Regions from separate parts of the Homo sapiens genome. Here region 2 is linked to region 1. The links are chromatin loops, found by intact Hi-C in ENCODE. Cell type or tissue: PC-9. All regions are shown on one strand. Links, peaks and the distances in the headings refer to the core of each region. The heading gives the core; the rest is flanking DNA.

Evidence for each region. Peaks named below come from ENCODE experiments on the same cell type or tissue, not always from the same donor. Only the 100,000 strongest peaks of a DNase experiment are listed, where the experiment ranks them.
Region 2: a loop joins it to region 1, with 3 times the contacts of the local background. A loop is called at or near these places in 4 of 110 quality-filtered maps.

What each region holds. Positions count from the first base shown.
Region 1 is chr13:72,561,943-72,570,293 of GRCh38, reverse strand. No RefSeq gene overlaps it. Among named protein-coding and RNA genes, the nearest start is that of MZT1, 160 kb to the left of the region's middle. In PC-9, for the core only: a CTCF peak has its summit at 4,202; no DNase peak of the experiment used is centred there.
Region 2 is chr13:71,301,259-71,309,609 of GRCh38, reverse strand. No RefSeq gene overlaps it. Among named protein-coding and RNA genes, the nearest start is that of LINC00348, 290 kb to the right of the region's middle. In PC-9, for the core only: no CTCF peak of the experiment used is centred there; no DNase peak of the experiment used is centred there.

The sequences.
Region 1 (8,351 bases), core at 275-8,274:
GTCTTAATATGTTTTACCTACAGGAAATGCTGTGTCTGGGCTTGTTCCGCATGGTACAAGGGACCGCTCAACACATGGTTTTCAGAAACCAATGACTTGTCTTTGAGGAAGTTTCTTCTATCTTGCAGGCAAGCTGATGGAGTTACTATTTTAAGAAGCAGGGTGAGGTTGGACAGAGATTGCTCGTATTTATTTATTTTTCTAGACCTCTGTAGTCTGTTTACTGTGTGTATACTGGTATTTTTTTAACCCAATCTTCTCTCAAGGTTGGAAATGTCTTTGTCATTTAAAATAAGCTGCCAAAATAAAAGAGTCATCTTAGGATATTTTTGATATTTTTCTCCCGCGGTTAATACTTTCAAAAATATTTTTCCGTATACTTTTCCACCTGTTATTCTGCTGAGCTGAAGACAGATTCCTTAGCCTATTTAGAAATACCCTCCTGGGACTTTCTTCTGTCCCTTCTCCCCCAAAATAAATAAACACAGAAAGCTATGTGAACAAAAATCTTGTTGGGAAGCAGTGCAGTGAAAAAGAGCTTTGGAGTCTGAGAATCCTGGGCCCAGCTCCTCACTTGAGTTTAGTGTATTTGGCCAACTTGCTGAATTTGGCTGAGTCTCAGTTTACCCATCCATCAAACAGGATAATAATACACTTTGTGAGAATTAATAGCATATAATGTATGGAAAGCTCTCAGTAGACAGTAGTGAATTGTCACTAATAATAGTGATAATATGAGTGTATTTTAGTTAAAGTCTTATTAGATGGTGCCCTTTTGGATTTATGTTCTTGGAGTGTTAAAGGAAAACACAACATGGCATCAGCATCACCGAGCAAAAATGGAAACCAGAGTGTTTTCTGCTACCTGTATGTATTAGTTCGTTTTAATGCTGCTGATAAAGACATACCCAAAACTGGGTAATTTATATATATATATAAAAAAAGAGGTTTAATGGACTCACAATTTCATGTGGCTGGGGTGGTCTCACAATCATGGCGGAAGGCGAAAGGCGTGTCTTACATAGCCGCAGGCAAGAGAGAATGAGAGCTAAGCGAAAGGGGAAACCCCTTATAAAACAACCAGATTTCATGAGACTTATTCACTACCACAAGAACAGTGTGGGGGAAACTGCCCCCATGATTCAATTATCTCCCACTAGGTGCCTCCCATGACACGTGGGAATTATGGGAACTACAATTCAAGATGAGACTTGGGAGGAGACACAGCCCAACCACATCACTCTGGTTAGTATTGGATGCTGCTGTCCTGATTTACTTTAGGGTAACCTGGAGTGACTTGACATCTCAAAGATTCAGAGGCTGCCTGAGGATTTTGTACAGTGATTTGAATTGGCCTAAGGAACCTTGAGCTGCTTCTCAAATAAATCGCCCTAGGACTCAGAGTCACGTGATATGTCGAATAATGTTCTTTGGAGACAGCCATGCCTGGATTCCAATCCTTGTTCTGCCGCTTAAACACTGTGGTCTCTTGGGCAGTTTCCTTATCACCCTGGGTCTTACCTTTCCTTCTTTGCGGAACGATGCTGATTATATTTTCTTTTCAGGTTGTCAATTGCATGGAATTATGTATGTGTAGCACCCAGAAGAGCTTGCTGGGATTGCAAACATAAACAGCCTCAGAAAAGAGTTAAAGCCCTTGGGTTTGAGTTTTAATCTTAATTTTGCCACTGCCTCACTAGGTGAACAGGGCAGATTACTTAACCTTTACCTCCAAATGGATGTGTTGGAATTAAATATTTTAAAAGGAATTACTATTTAAAAAAAACATATGATGGATGTAAAGTAGTTAAGTATAATCTTAGAATATTTTCCCACAAATTTTCTTTTGGTGCTACTTTCAGAGAAAGCGTAAGGAGTTGGAAACACGATATATTTTACATTTGGTTACTTCTTTTGCCCTTCTGATGTGAGAGGTATGTGGGCAACTGCTGGGTCTTCATTCTGGCTCCTTGGAAGTTAGAGTGAGGGGCTTAGTAACATTTTCTTTCTCCTAAATGTTTCCCCCCAAATCTAGGAGTAATGCAGACATGAAATAGATGCCCTGACTGCTGCGGGCTGCAGTGCTGAGAATTAAATGAGGTGAGTCTCAGAGTCTCTGAAAACATGATAACACCCACATCAGACAGCAGACAGCAATGGGTCATTTAGGGGTTTGCACCCCAGGTTGGATTAAAAGGAGATTAAAGAAAAGAAAGGTTAAGGGATGTGTTTACAAAAGGAACTGGACACTTTTCTATCATTTAGGATGTTTATTGTGTTTAACTTGCTTTTCCTTTTTGAAACGGAAAGGTGCACTTCAAGATTAATTTGCAGCATATTTAATTGTACGGGGAGTTTCTGTCTCATAAGGCTATACGAAATAATGAGCAGATAAGAAAGGACTAATGGCAGCATCTGCATGGAAGTTCATGACACATTTATCTGCATAAAAATGCTCTCCTTATTTCTAAGGAGTAGTAAAGACAAATAAAAAATGCATTCGATTAAATGACAAAGGACATGTAGTGCCCCCTGAAGGTGTGAGCTGGACCTCGCTGGCCTGAAGGCTGTGACAGGGTTAGCTAAATGGCAGACAGTAGCTGCATTTCTGCTGTCACAGTTTCAGCAATTGTCACTGTCAAAATGTAGCACATTCATTATTCAGGTACAAAACTATAATTAAGAACATTGGCCAAGAAATGGGGAGGGGAATTGGACGGTTCAGGGAGTTGGAAGTAGGATAAAGAGCAGTTCTCCTCTAGGTCACTAGTTCAAACTTCGCCCATATTGGTAATGACTGACAGTCATTAATATATGATGGCTGTTTGATGGCCTATATGAGTAGGTGCCCATATCAGAAAAGTCACCATTGTAATTGGCATTAATTGGCACTTCTGTTGGCAGCATCAGCCGAGAGGCTGAAGATTGAATGGGCTGTAGTGAGAGAATTATCCTCTCATCCTGGGAAGCGGCCTCCCAGGGCAAGGATGAAGCACTGTCACAGTGCATGGTGGGAAGGTGGCTGCTGTCCCAGCTCCTTCAGCTCTGCAAACACAGGACATCAGTTTGTAGTGTTCTCTGTTTGGCACCTTGCTTGATGAGCCCTGAATCTACTTAAAATCTAGCCTCACCAAAATGAACAATGGGCCCACAAAAAGCCAAAAGGCCCAAGTGTGAGATAACGAGGGGGACCTGCAGGGCATCGTCCCCTCGTGGTTTGCTTCCTGCCAAACCAAACTTGGTCAGAGAGCTGAGCAGCTTCCTATGTGATCTGCAGCAACGATTTATTTTAGCTTATGTGTTTTTTTTAAACAACAGCAAAAAACCATACTCTTTTTAGAGATGAAAAAGCAAAGAGTTCTCTCTCTCGCTCAATGACCTGCAGTAAAACACTGTTGGACATGCCACCATGTTGACTTTTTATAGTTGAAAATTAAAGGTCCACTGTAATCATTTTTTGCTCTCCATTGATTTAAGGACCCAGTCGAATAATAATTTAGACTCAACTTTTCATCTCTGCATAGATTCATGATTTGTAAGCTGTTTCTGGCAACTATCTCTGTAATACCAATGAAATTTCTTTTTATTCATCTCACTTTTTGGCTCAACTCCCTCATAATTAGCTTTTAGGTCAAAGTAACAAGTATTTAAGATTAAATTTCTGTGGATATCAACTCCTAAAGGACATTTCTCCAGCGGTACTTCTAGTCACCATTTCCTTAGCATTTTCTTACATATATGCTGAAGTAAAGTACTTGAGGTATGTATTTTCTGAAAAATTAAACATCAGAAAGAAGTTTACTTGTGCTTTAAATAGCTATTGTTTTCAGGTTTCAAAAAAAGCAGTTTGTGAAAAGCAAGTTAAAAAGTAAAATAGAGAACATTTAAAAAGTAGTAAAAATTTTGTTTGAACTATTATTTATTTAAATTAGAAGAAAGATTATTCCTGTCGTTTAAATTATCTGGAAAATCAGAGCAATTTCTTCCTTAAACAGAAAAAGTCATGTCTTATAATGTTCATATTTTTATTGAAATAAACTTTTTACCATTTCTTTTTTGAGGTGGTTTTTAATTTATACATTAAACCATAAATCTCATTTCTTGGATATTATTCTTGCCTTTAAAATTTTCTGTTTCAAAATCTAATTTTCTGGGTTTTAACATTGTAAAATAAATGTGGAAGTTTTACTATAGGTGGCGCTCTTGCATACAGCTTGCTTTTAGAACTGTCTACATAGAATGAGTTTGGCAGGCAAGTTTAATGGAAGCTGCTTAATAGTATACATTATATATCATAAATTCTACTTAATGATTCTGCCCAGATAAAGAGCCATGAGCCCATTCCTCAATGATTGATATGCTTGTTTCATCCAAATTACCACCATTTGGTATATTATGACTTTTATTAGCAATCCAAGAATTTTAACAAGTAGATCATGGCTCACACACATTAAAGTGTGAGAGAAATTTGGATCTTTCCATTTTCTCCCTAACTGCAGAGATGGCACCATTTATGTTTCCCATTATAAAAATAAAAATTTCAAGACATGATTAAAGAAAGGTAGACAGTGTACTACTGAAAGAGCAATTCACTCTCTTGGAAGAAAGATGATGAATGCAGGATCTCACACTGACCCAAAGTATGGAAATGTTTACAGTCAAAATGTTGACCAATAATTTGATGAAATTCAGTATGTGGAGAAAGTACTTATTATACATGTCATTATTTATTTTAGGTGAAAGGAAGACACCCTGAAAATTTTAATTGTAGGCAAAGAGATAGATTAGATTAAGAGAGGTAAGAACATAGAGATGTGTGTGTGTTCTTGAGAGAGGTGGCAAGAGGAAAATGAGAGAAAGGTGGGAGAGAAGGGAGAGAGGAAAAAGACTTATGGAAAGGAGCAAATTGATTGGGGTTGCAGAGGGATTGCAGAGTCCTTCCTCTGTCTGGTGTTAAAGCTCTTCTCTGGGACTATAGGGATGCTGGTGTTCTTCTCAGAGGGGCCTCTTATCAGGTTCAATATCAGTGACAATATTTTGTTGATTAGTTAAATCTGTACTGTGGTTTAGCCACACGCAAGTATTCCACTTACAAAGCATCTCAAAGAAAATGTTTAGGAAAATGTGTCATTCCCATTCTGTAAATCTTTTCTTACTCTTTTGGAAAATTTGGGATAAATTAATTCTCCATGATCCACACATATATCACCTTAGTACACTCAGAATGTACAAATACTTCTTTCTGTTTGACATTTCATACTCAGAGAGCACTTCTTGATTTTTTTTCTAAAGCCTTTATATAACAAGTTAAAAATAATCTTCCTTGATGATTTAGTGGCATGAACTGAGATTAGAACTTCAAAGACAGTTGCACACAAGATGTACTTATTGTTCTTGTGGTCCTTTAAATATTCTGAAATGTCATTTTCAAAATGTCATTGCCATTTATTTACTTCTTGTTTTATATTTCTTCATATAAAAATAAAAACTCTTCATTGTACCACATTTAAGGCCTTCACATTTCCACTTAAAATAATAATTTATATTTCCACAAAACCAGACTTTTTCTGTACAGAGGTGAAGCTCACAGCTTATGCATCATAATCTCACAATCTTTTAAGAAACAAAATTAGCAGTTTTAAATCTCAAACACTGAAGAAAGTGCTTATTTATTAATTAAAGAGATATATCTAATACAATAAACTATTCTAAAATAATTTTCTTTATAACATATGAGTTAGATTAAATTTTTTCCCTTCTTTCTCACTCAGTTCATAAGAACAAACTAGGAATGATATGTAGATTCTAAAAAAGTGCGCTGTTCATTATCCACGTTTCCCCTAATGTTGTCAATGATTTAATAACATATCATTAACTTTGGCAATTTGGTAAGTTGTTTGCTGATGAATAAGCTTTCCTAGCTAACCTAAAAAAAGTTTACTGATCAACAAAAGTTTCATCAAATGTGTATGTGCCAGGCACTGTTTTATGAGCTTCCTATATAAGAACTGTTTTAATCTTCTCCCAAACTTTAAGAAGTAGGTGTTATCACCCTCCTTTTACAGATGAGAAAGCTGAGACACATAGGACTTCAATAACCAAGCCAAAGCACTACAGATAGTGGGCAGCATTTCCAGGATTTATCTGCTACACCTGACTCTAGAGTGCATGCTTACCCACCATACAGGTGGCTTCCACTTTAATAAGTGGAAATGAATGAAAGTAAGGCAGAAAGGTGTGAACCAAAGAAGTTACTTATTGGCTTTGAATTTTTTGAACTATCGGGATGGAGCAGAACCAAGGAGACATCCAGTAGGAGTATGGGGTGGGGAGGGGAGGGGGATATCCTGTTCTTCCTCAATATTGTTTACATTATTTATGTTGAGTACTTAAGAATTCTCAGAATTAACAGATATACAGATAGTGCAATGAAATCAGACAATATTGTTAGGAGATTTTCTCCATGAGTCTTTTGTATTTCTGCACTCTTTGCAGACAGAAGCATTGACTGATTTTGTTTTGGATTATCTTTTCAGGCGTGTTTGTATAGGTGAACAGCTTTAGGAGTTAGAGATAGTATCACCTCCTGGAGAAAAGGGAAGACATGCTTACTGTTTATTACAATAAATGATTTAGGATTCCTGAGCTGAGATTTTCTCTCTTCTAATACAATATTATGCACGTGCAGGGTCACCTGTCCCTCTTTGCATTGCCCTATGGGGACTGTAATTTGGGAAACCAAAGCAAAAATAATGATATTCTGGCTATTTCTGTTACTGATAGTAGTAACATCCTTTGTCTCTGACCTAGGGGTATCATGTCTTCTGCCAGCACCTATGAAATGATGGCAGGCTAACTTGCTAGCGTGCAAATATGGTAAAATCTTAGACTCTTCATAGTTCTTAATAAAGACATACTATTATTAAAAAGGGTTTGAATTATTTATTGGATGATAATCTCATTTCATTGATATGTATGATTTTCAGTTAACACTTCAATATATTAATATGGACTATATGGTTTATTTTCTGCAAATATTCTATTGGAAATTTAATTATTATTACCTCAGACACTCTTCTTACTTTTTTTGAAGATGTTCTTTAACACTCTCCCATGTTAGTAGATTCATATATTGATACTTGTGTCAGAAAAGAGAAAATATGTATAGGGACATGTCAATGAGACCTGAGAGAACTACCTGGAATATTATATGGGCTACAGTTTGGAAATCATTGTTTTAAACCATTATGTCTCTGTAAGATGATCAAACTATATTTTCCTTCCATGAGCACAGAATATTTTATTCATCAGAGACTTTCCATCTAGTTTAGTAGCAAAGTGGCTTAACAGAGTTCTTGATTAGTATCAGGACACCTAACTTCTAGTCCTTACTTGGTCAAGAGTGCTGTGTCAGCAAAATGTCTCATCGTCTCTTTTTTAAAAAATGGGGATAATAAACCTTGCCACTTGCCTTCCTCAAGGCAATATTAAGAATACTAATGAGAGTCTCTTGAGAGATTTTGAAATCTGCAGAAAGAATAAGCTATATAAATACATAGCACCAAATCATATTTTAGAACTGAAAGAGCTTATAGAAAGCACTCGGGCTGATTCTCTTATTTTATAGGTGAAGAAACTGAGGTCCAGAAAGGTTAGATGGCCGGTCTAAGGGCACACAATTTGTTAGTTTGTAAGAAAGTACAAGAAGTTTAGTCACACAGTTTTCCTTTTTAAAAAAGTTGGTTAGTGGTAAAAAAAATTAATAATCCCAGATATTTCAAGGTGTCATAGTGATGTTATTCCCTTGGCGGCTTGGCATAAGGCAGGTTGCTCCCCAGAGGCAAGCCAATTTGATAATTGCAGTTCATCAAGAATTCTACTTGCATCAGTTGAACATAGCATTTGGTTTTTGGCAGTTGTACTGATTGTATTTGGGTGAAGATATTCTTAAAGATACCCTTGGAATAGTTGATGCCTCAGTTACACGTGGAAAGGCACTGATTAACTCTTTCGGATGACTGGAATAATGACTTAGGCTGAATATGAAGCACATATGTAAGAATATGTTGCTGGATCCAGACTCCCATATTTTCTTTTTGGTGGTTTACTTGGTGTGATTGGATTTCTCCAACTGCTTTGAATGTTTACTAGTGTACACTTGCCAGGGAGCGTCAGCACCTTCCCTGGGTTATGTAGTGCCAGTGACAGCTGAGAACTGTCAGACAGCCAAGATTCACTAGAACTGTTTACCCTTATCCAGGTACAAACAGTGGGGCCAGAACCTGCATCACTTATCGTGTTGATGCTCTTAATTAGGTACTAATTAAATATTGTGTCTGGAAACTTCCTTT
Region 2 (8,351 bases), core at 285-8,284, 1.3 Mb after region 1:
AGCCTGGCCAACATGATGAAACCCTATCTCTACTAAAAAACACAACAACAACAACAACAACAAAATAGCTGGACGTGGTGGTGGGCTTCTGTAGTCTCAGCTACTCGGGAAGCTGAGGCGGAGAATCTCTTGAACCCAGGAGGCGGAGGTTGCAGTGAGCCGAGATCGTGCCACTGCCCTCTAGCCTGGGTGGTGGAGTGAGACTCTGTCTCAAAAGAAAAAACAAAACAAAACAAAAACAAAAAAGGAAGCTATGCTAAAAGTATCTATTCATTTTTTAAAATGTTTACTGTATTTTGTGTGAGTACTAGGCTGTTTTACCATTACATGGCAAATCACTGTGCTTTATGCTACTTTGCAAGTGACTGAATGAAGGTATTATTTTACTTGAAGCAAAACTGACTATATCAAAGTTCTCAACATGTATAAACATCATTTGACCCCAATAGAGATTAGAAAATATAATATTATGGATGCTAGAAAATTTTACAGTAGACATAAGCAAATAAAAAATAAAAGCCATTTCTCTGAGACAACACCACCAACAGTATGAACAAGTGAAAGGGCCAGGGAGCAGGTATTTGTACTAATGTGGACATCTCAGTTATACTGCCAATCAAACCCGTCTATACTACTTAAGAAAATACTTAAATACAGAAACAAATGAAAATAGCTTCAATAGGACAATTTCAGCTATAATTTTATGTATAATAACTCTGAACTTCATAAGATATCTATGAAAGGAAGGATTCCCTAAATTCAATTCAGAATTGAACAGTGAAACTTAAAATATTAAATCTGGTTGCAAATTGGTATTGGTGATAATAGAAGTGAGCCTTTCTTTGGCCTAAAATATATGCTAAAAGATATCTATGTTTTAAATTTGTAGGGATGTAGTTTGGAAAATTATGTTTATTATCATGACCCCAAGGCCTACAAGATGCTTAAAAATATGTATCATTATACTATGCTTATTTGGGAATGAAATTGGCCCAATACACTTTACAGTGATTTTTTAATGCAATAAAAATTAAAACACAAATAATGCTTGGGTTAACTAGAAAATTATGTGTATTAGAAAACCTATTTTAGTGATGATTTAAGATGAGCTTTATTTTGTTAGAGGCATTTATGTCCCAAAATATTTTTTCTAATGATTGGTTTGTACTACTTAGGAAAACTGCATATCTGAGAGATGATTATAATTAGTGAAATGTTGAGTTAGTAGATGATTAATTTGTTTAATTAGACTTGTATCCTTTTTCTCAAGTTTTGGAAAATATATTGATTACCTTTTACATGTTCAGGATAGTTCATGAATTGAAATTTCAAACTATGTGAGTTCTAACTGGTCATACCATTAATTTGGCTTTGTTGGCATTAATTTGTCATTTTTCTTCCAAAGATGAATCATTAGCCCCATCTAGTAGAACAGCAAAATTTCCCTCTTTCATAAGCTGAGCGAATGTACTATATTTTAAACTAATTCTCTGGGTGATACCCCTGACAAACAACTGCCTTTTTGCTTATCAAGTCTTTGACTGTTTTCTAGTAAAAAGGAACAGTTGGGATTTTACATAGTTCCTCTTTCGTCTCCCAGCTTTCCTCTTGGAGCAAATAGAACATTTAGGCTCTAGGCCTTTTAATCATTCAGAAGAAATCAAACATGTAATCTCCCATCTAGATTATTTTTAAAACTCCGGAAAAGCTGATTACTTCACTAGGGTTTAGTAAAATACATATAATGTAGTTTGGTTTGTTTAACGAGATTTTTGTAAGGATAGATTCTTAACTCCTTCATTTATTTCAAAGATGTTCAGTACAGTCTCAAGAAAATATACCAGAAAGAACAATTTCATTCACATTAGTAAATCTTCTTTCCCCTCCCAAGACGATTGGTCTTTTTAAACTCAAGGCAGGATTAAGGCCTTTGGTGGCAAAGTAGTTAAAAAACATAAATTATTTATTATGTTTACCAGCTTGATTTCTATAATTTAAGGTGATATCTTTTATTTAGAAAATGCCAAACACAAATATATGTTAGAATTACTTTCTAAAATGTAAAGCACATTATTAATACGGTAATGGTTAAAACAATTTGCTTCTTTCATTTTCTCTAACTCACTTGTGACAATACTGGCTGTTCTGGGATTCACAGGGTTGGATACCCTCGTTATAAAAAGGGTGCTAAAATTTTGACTTTGACCATGAAATTTGTTCCACTCTTCTAAAGAAACATCACCAACCTGTAAACAGATTTTAACAACATGTCTTTCAAAGTCAAACAATGCAATTCTTATACAGAGAAGGACGCATTGACTGGTAATGAGGTGTGAGAAGTTTCAAATAGCTTGGTGTGGGACCAAGGTTAATATAATTATGGACCACAAACTCCAAGAAATCATTCACTCTCTTACTACCAGCCTGCAATAGAAGTGGTTTTTTCAGTCTTCAGTGCACTGATTTAAAATGATCTATTGATCTGGACCAAAGAAAGATGAATATACTAAGGAACTGAGGCTGCCTCCAAGTGATAATAAGCAGAACTGAAGGAATGTAGCTGTGGGATAGGGACTCTTCTTTCTACAAAAGCCTATGGCAAAAGCTGGGACTTTAAAGAACAATGACAAAGATTCGAAGAGGAATGTCATTCTTGTTGTCCCAGAGAAAATGCATTAAAAGGATGTCAGGAGCTACAGAGAAGACTCATACAAGTGAATAAAAGATGGGTTATTTGCACTTGAGAATAGTAACAGGAGTCAAAGAGAATTCCACAACTTTGGTAACTGGGGATGCTTTACTTGTTTCTATAGATTAAAAATAAAAAGCAAAACAAACAAACAAAAACCCTAAGGTACATGTGATGTTTTGATACAGGCATACAATATGTAATAATCAAACCCCCATAAATATATACATCTATTATGCACCCATGATAATTAAAAATTTTTAAAAACCCATGGGAAATGAAAAATACTGCAATTAAAAAGCCCATCAAATCTTTTAATCAAGAACATTTTCCTGTGTGCACTGATAAAGAAATGATAGTATTGCCTATGTGTTACTGCAGTCTATGTGTACCTGCTTATTTTTGATTGCTCGTGGACACCAATATAAGCACATATGTTTTGTAGACAATCTCTCTTTAATAATTATATAATGGAAAATAATGCATATTTAATTGTTTTGGATTGCAAACAAACTAGCTTTTAAAAGTAGGTATCTAAATTACAGAAGCCCTTTGTGTTTGTGACAGAAAATGTAGATATTACAATTTTCTATGATTCTGTTCTCATTATACATTGTTACTTCAGTTACTTAGGTACTTGGGTTTAAAGAAGTTTGTCCATGTCAGATTCTTCAGTGAGAATTTCCTTAAGTGTTAGGAGAGAAATTACTTCAGCATGTTATCCTTTCCCCAGTATAAAAATAAGAAACATGTAATAGTATTTGTTCTACTTAAGCATCAGCGTAAACACTGTGTAAACATGTAGGTCAGGATTGATCACCTTTACCAGTTTTCCATGATCATATTTAGACACTTTAGTAATTGAAAAGTAAAAGGAATATAAGTGAAATATTTTCATTTTCTCTCTCTCATGCTTCATCCAGGCGGCCTTACCATTCCACAAAGCCTTTCTTCACACTGTGGTTCTAGTTTTCCACACTTCTCCTCTTAGCACCTTCTGGGATATTTCACGGGAACAGAACTCAGGCATAAGTGACTTGTGGACGTGTTCCTGAGAAAACACCAAGCAAATGTGCTTTCGGCTTGGCACCCACAGCTGTAAATGGAAATGAGGAAAGGAATAATTGCAATTGTGAAGGAGTACGTGTAATGTGGTACAAAGTACATGGCTCTCGACTCAGGAAAACCTGAATGTAAAAATCCTGCCTTTGCCAAATATTTAGCTATGGCTTTGACCTCTCCAGGGCTCTCTATGCAAAACGGGGATAATAAGATCTACCTAATGGTATTATCATGGTATTTCATTGTCTACATATAAAGTTTTTATTTTAGCAAATACATATAAAATTAAAAGGAATGCTGCAAAAAACAGCAATCTAACAGCCAGACCTTCCCATCTCTAGTTCCCTGACTAAATCACTTTTAGCATTTTCACTTGTTTCTTCAGTATTATGCTATATATTTTTCCAGTAATGACTTTATAATGCTATTTTATAATGATTTTAACTAACAATTATATAATTTCAGACACGGAAGAAATAATTTTCCCTCTCCCAGCTGTACTGTATGGTTATGCATTTTAGGTAAATCAACATTCAGTGCTTTTGTTGAATGATTTCATAGTATTGTCTGCCAGTGAACCATGGCATATAAAATAAGTACATTAATGTCTATACACCAAACTTGTGTTACCTGGAGTCAATAAGTCCTGCACTGCATAATTTGATAATATTTTAAGACCTGTTAATAATTCATCTCTGCACGGTATTAAAGAACTGTAAATATTCCATTTATAAGGTCAAACACATAAGGTATTTATCACTTCCTTGTGTGTCTATCTGTCCATACGTGATGTTTTTCTTGTACCCGCTGCTCCCCAAGCATGCTGGCAGGTTCTTATCAGGGAGTTTCTTTCAATAGAAAATCTCTTTGGCTCTCTTGATTAGATCCTTTGCTTCTCCTTGCTTTGTTTGTCTTTTTAGAGAAACACATCTTCAGGAAGCTTCTTGAAAAAAACCTGTGCTGGAAATTTTAGATCCTGCATATTTGAAAATATGTTTTGAATTCCTGAATGTTTGAAAATGTTTTTTAAGATCATATTTGAAAGACAGTTTTTTCTATTATTAGTGGTAATTCTCTCTAGGTATTTCAAAGGCATTCTTCATTGTCTTCTAGCTGCCAGTGTTGCCATTATGAGTTTAAGGCTAATTTGATTACTGACAGTTTGTGATATTTTTGTTGTTATTACTCCCACTTTATTCCTCAATCACAGAAGATATTTGATTCTTCTCTTTGTTACCATTACTCTAATATTTCTCAGTGCTCTGCCTCAATATGACTTTTTTTCCATTAATTTTCCTGGAAAATCAGATGTCCTTTTAATTTAGAAAGCTGGTTCTTTAGAAAAAACATTTCATTAACTCTTGACTACATTCCTCTATCTAATTTCTCAGTTTTCTCTGTTATTCCTTTTGGTCAGATAATGGAAATTATGTATTTATCTTTTAGTTTTTCTTTTTTCTTTGGTTTTCTATTATTTTATCATTTAAAAATTCTTTTGGGGAAACTCCTACAAATTTTTTAAAAATTTCTATTGATTTTTCCAATGTACTGTTATGATTATATTCTCTAATTACCAGGGGTCCCTTTTATTTTTTCTTTTTGTAGTATCCACTTCTTCTTCACACTTAACAACATCTCTGATCTTTCTCAAGATTTTTCAATTGGTACGGATGTTTTATTGGTCCTGCATTAAACTTATTTTTTAGTTCTGTTTTTGTTTGTTTTACTCCTCGTCTTTCATGTTAGAGATTTTCTTCAACTATCTATTGAGTCTTTACTGACAATTCATAATCAAGAGTACAGAACTAAACAGATGTTTGCCAAGTTATGCATGCGTGGGGCTTGTGGAATGGTGGGGTTCACCAGAGGAAAAAGAAGTGGGGACATTTCACTGGGGAATCCCTCATGACATATTTGTCAGTCTTTTCTCTTGGACTTGGCAGCTTCCCTGAGTGTAATCCTTAGTCTCCCTCCCACATGATGTAAGCTTCCAGCTTCCAGATTTCTGGGGATTGATTTGGCAAAGGAGGCAGGGATCTCACTGTTTGGTGTAAATAATTTCCCTTAGTGCCTTTGTTTTCAACATTATACCTCACTCTTGTCTTTATTTATTTATTTATTTTTGAGATGGAGTGTCGCTCTTGTTGCCCAGGCTGGAGTGCAATGGTGTGATCTCCGTGCAGCCTCTGCCTCCTGGGTTCAAGTGATTCTCCTGCCTCAGCCTCCTGAGTAGCTGGGATTATAGGCATTCGCCTCCACACCAGGCTAATTTTTGTGTGTGTGTGTTTGTAGTAGAGATGGGGTTTCACCATGTTGGCCAGGCTGGACTTGAACTCCTGGCCTCAGAAAAAAGTGCTGGGATTACAGGTGTGAGCCACCATGCCTGGCCTCTCATCCTCAAATGTGCCTAATTTTCTTATTTCCCGAATTGGGCTGATTTAATTATCCCAAGATTAATTTTGCTAGGTGGTCACCTTGCTATGTTGGGTAAAGGAGGACACCTGGTGGAGGTTTGCTCCCAGATTTGTGATCCACACTTTTGTGTTTGCCTCAATCCTTAATCTCTACCATCACAAGTATATACTGTCTCCATCACTTGGGCCTTTCAGGATTCTGCAATGTGAAACACGTTGCATCTCGTTGCTTAACTAGTAGTGTTCTTATCTCTGAAAAGATTCACTTTCAAACAACAAGAACTACTTTACTTAGTTCAAGCATAAATGCATTTATTGTCAGGATTTTAGAAGAATAGACTCCTACATATAGCTCCAACTACCTGCAATCTCACTGAGTCTGCTGTGATTGAGAAGTTCTTTCCTCTGATTTAGGAAACCACCAAATTAGGAAGCCTCTGCAACAATCTGCAACAGAAAAATAATAATTTTCCTCAAATTACCTTTTCCTTTGAATTCCCTTGAATTTACAGTTTTGAGTAAATGTATCTGATTGTGGAAATTCAATCACATCTAGAACCCAATGGGATGAAAGTCTGAGAATGTACATTTCAGCCTAAGTAGTATCTTCTGAGGAGGGAGAAGTGAGTGTTGAGAGAGATGATCTATTATCTATCCACCCATCTACCTAGCTATCTACATTTGCAGCAACTTGCTTGGTTCACACAACAATATAAATTGGATATTTTAGCTCCACTTTCTTCTTGTTAAATATATACAATTACATATGATTGAATGAGTTTCTTCAACCATGCTCGTTTTTACCCAGGCATAGAAATAGAGAAATCAGATGCTTGAATTGATTCATGGTTTGAGTTTTACATACTGAGTACAAGGGCATGGATAAGACAATGGAGAAGGATAATTGATAGACTACAATAATTGAGGAGAAAGAATTTTTGGAAAATACTCATATCACCCTTAAAGAACTTAAGGTATTGATCAATTTATTAGAATAAATTGTTACCTGAAAAGTTTGAAACCTATTTTAGCTACTGTAAGCAGGAAGTACTATGTCAAAGTTTAGAAGAAACTCTTTCAAGGATAGAAAATCAAACTTGAATGCTACCCCTACCAGAAAGACCCAAAATATGTTGATGAATGGGCTCAGCAGAATGCCTGTGGCCTGGGTTCGGTCACAGACCCTGCAGAAAGAATTGCTGATGCTAGGCACTATGCATTACTCTATAAGATCCTGTCCTTTGCTGTGGAAACCTGGATTCCTCTGCTAGCATTCTCAGAAAAATGGGTTCCAGGGAGACCTGTTTTTTCAATGTGCATCTGAATTGATGTTTCTTGTAGGTGAATCTAATGAACAGATTTTAGGTATTATGCTTGTGTCTTAGTTGCAAGAGAGTTTTTACTTTTGTAATTTAGCAAAATATGGCACAATAAGGTGGGAAAATCCAAATGTCCATTATGATGGAACTGAATAAGACATATAAAACTGAAAGCGCTAATGAAATAGGATGTTGAAATCAATTTTTATGTTATTAGAATTTAATATTTAATTGATGTTGTCATTGCAGTTAAGGGCAAGTATTTATAATATAGTAGGCACTAAGTAAATGCTTGCAGAATAGTTGAAGAATGTTAAAACATATGAAATATGGCAAATATGTATAATAAAAATAACCTGGAAGTGTGGATGGAAAAAGAATGATTATTCGTGCATTTAAACTAAAATTTGGAAGTTTTGTATAGGTCTTCAACATACATCATAGCAATTATAGTGGCAATGGATAATGAATGACAAATTAGTTTTATTGATAGCCATTTATTAGAATTTTCATAATTCTAGCAAAATGGTAAAGTAGTATTTAAAAAAACTTTGAATCAACATATTTTTCATATGTTTGGTTTTCTCTGCATTTTAGAGTACTTAAAATTGTATCAAACGTACATTACATAGCATAATCTAGGAAGAAAACGCAACTCTGAGTATACTTTCTAGAAATTAATATATCAGAAATTATGAAATTTGTTTTTAAAGTTATAATAAGTAACTTTAGTCTAATACGTACTTTAAATTACTAACGCATGTTGGTAGCAAAAATAAAATGTCCTTGGAGCAGCAATTTCCATGCACAACCAGAATGTTTCCCACTGATTTACTTATTCATAGAAAAGACAGTGTTAGATCAATT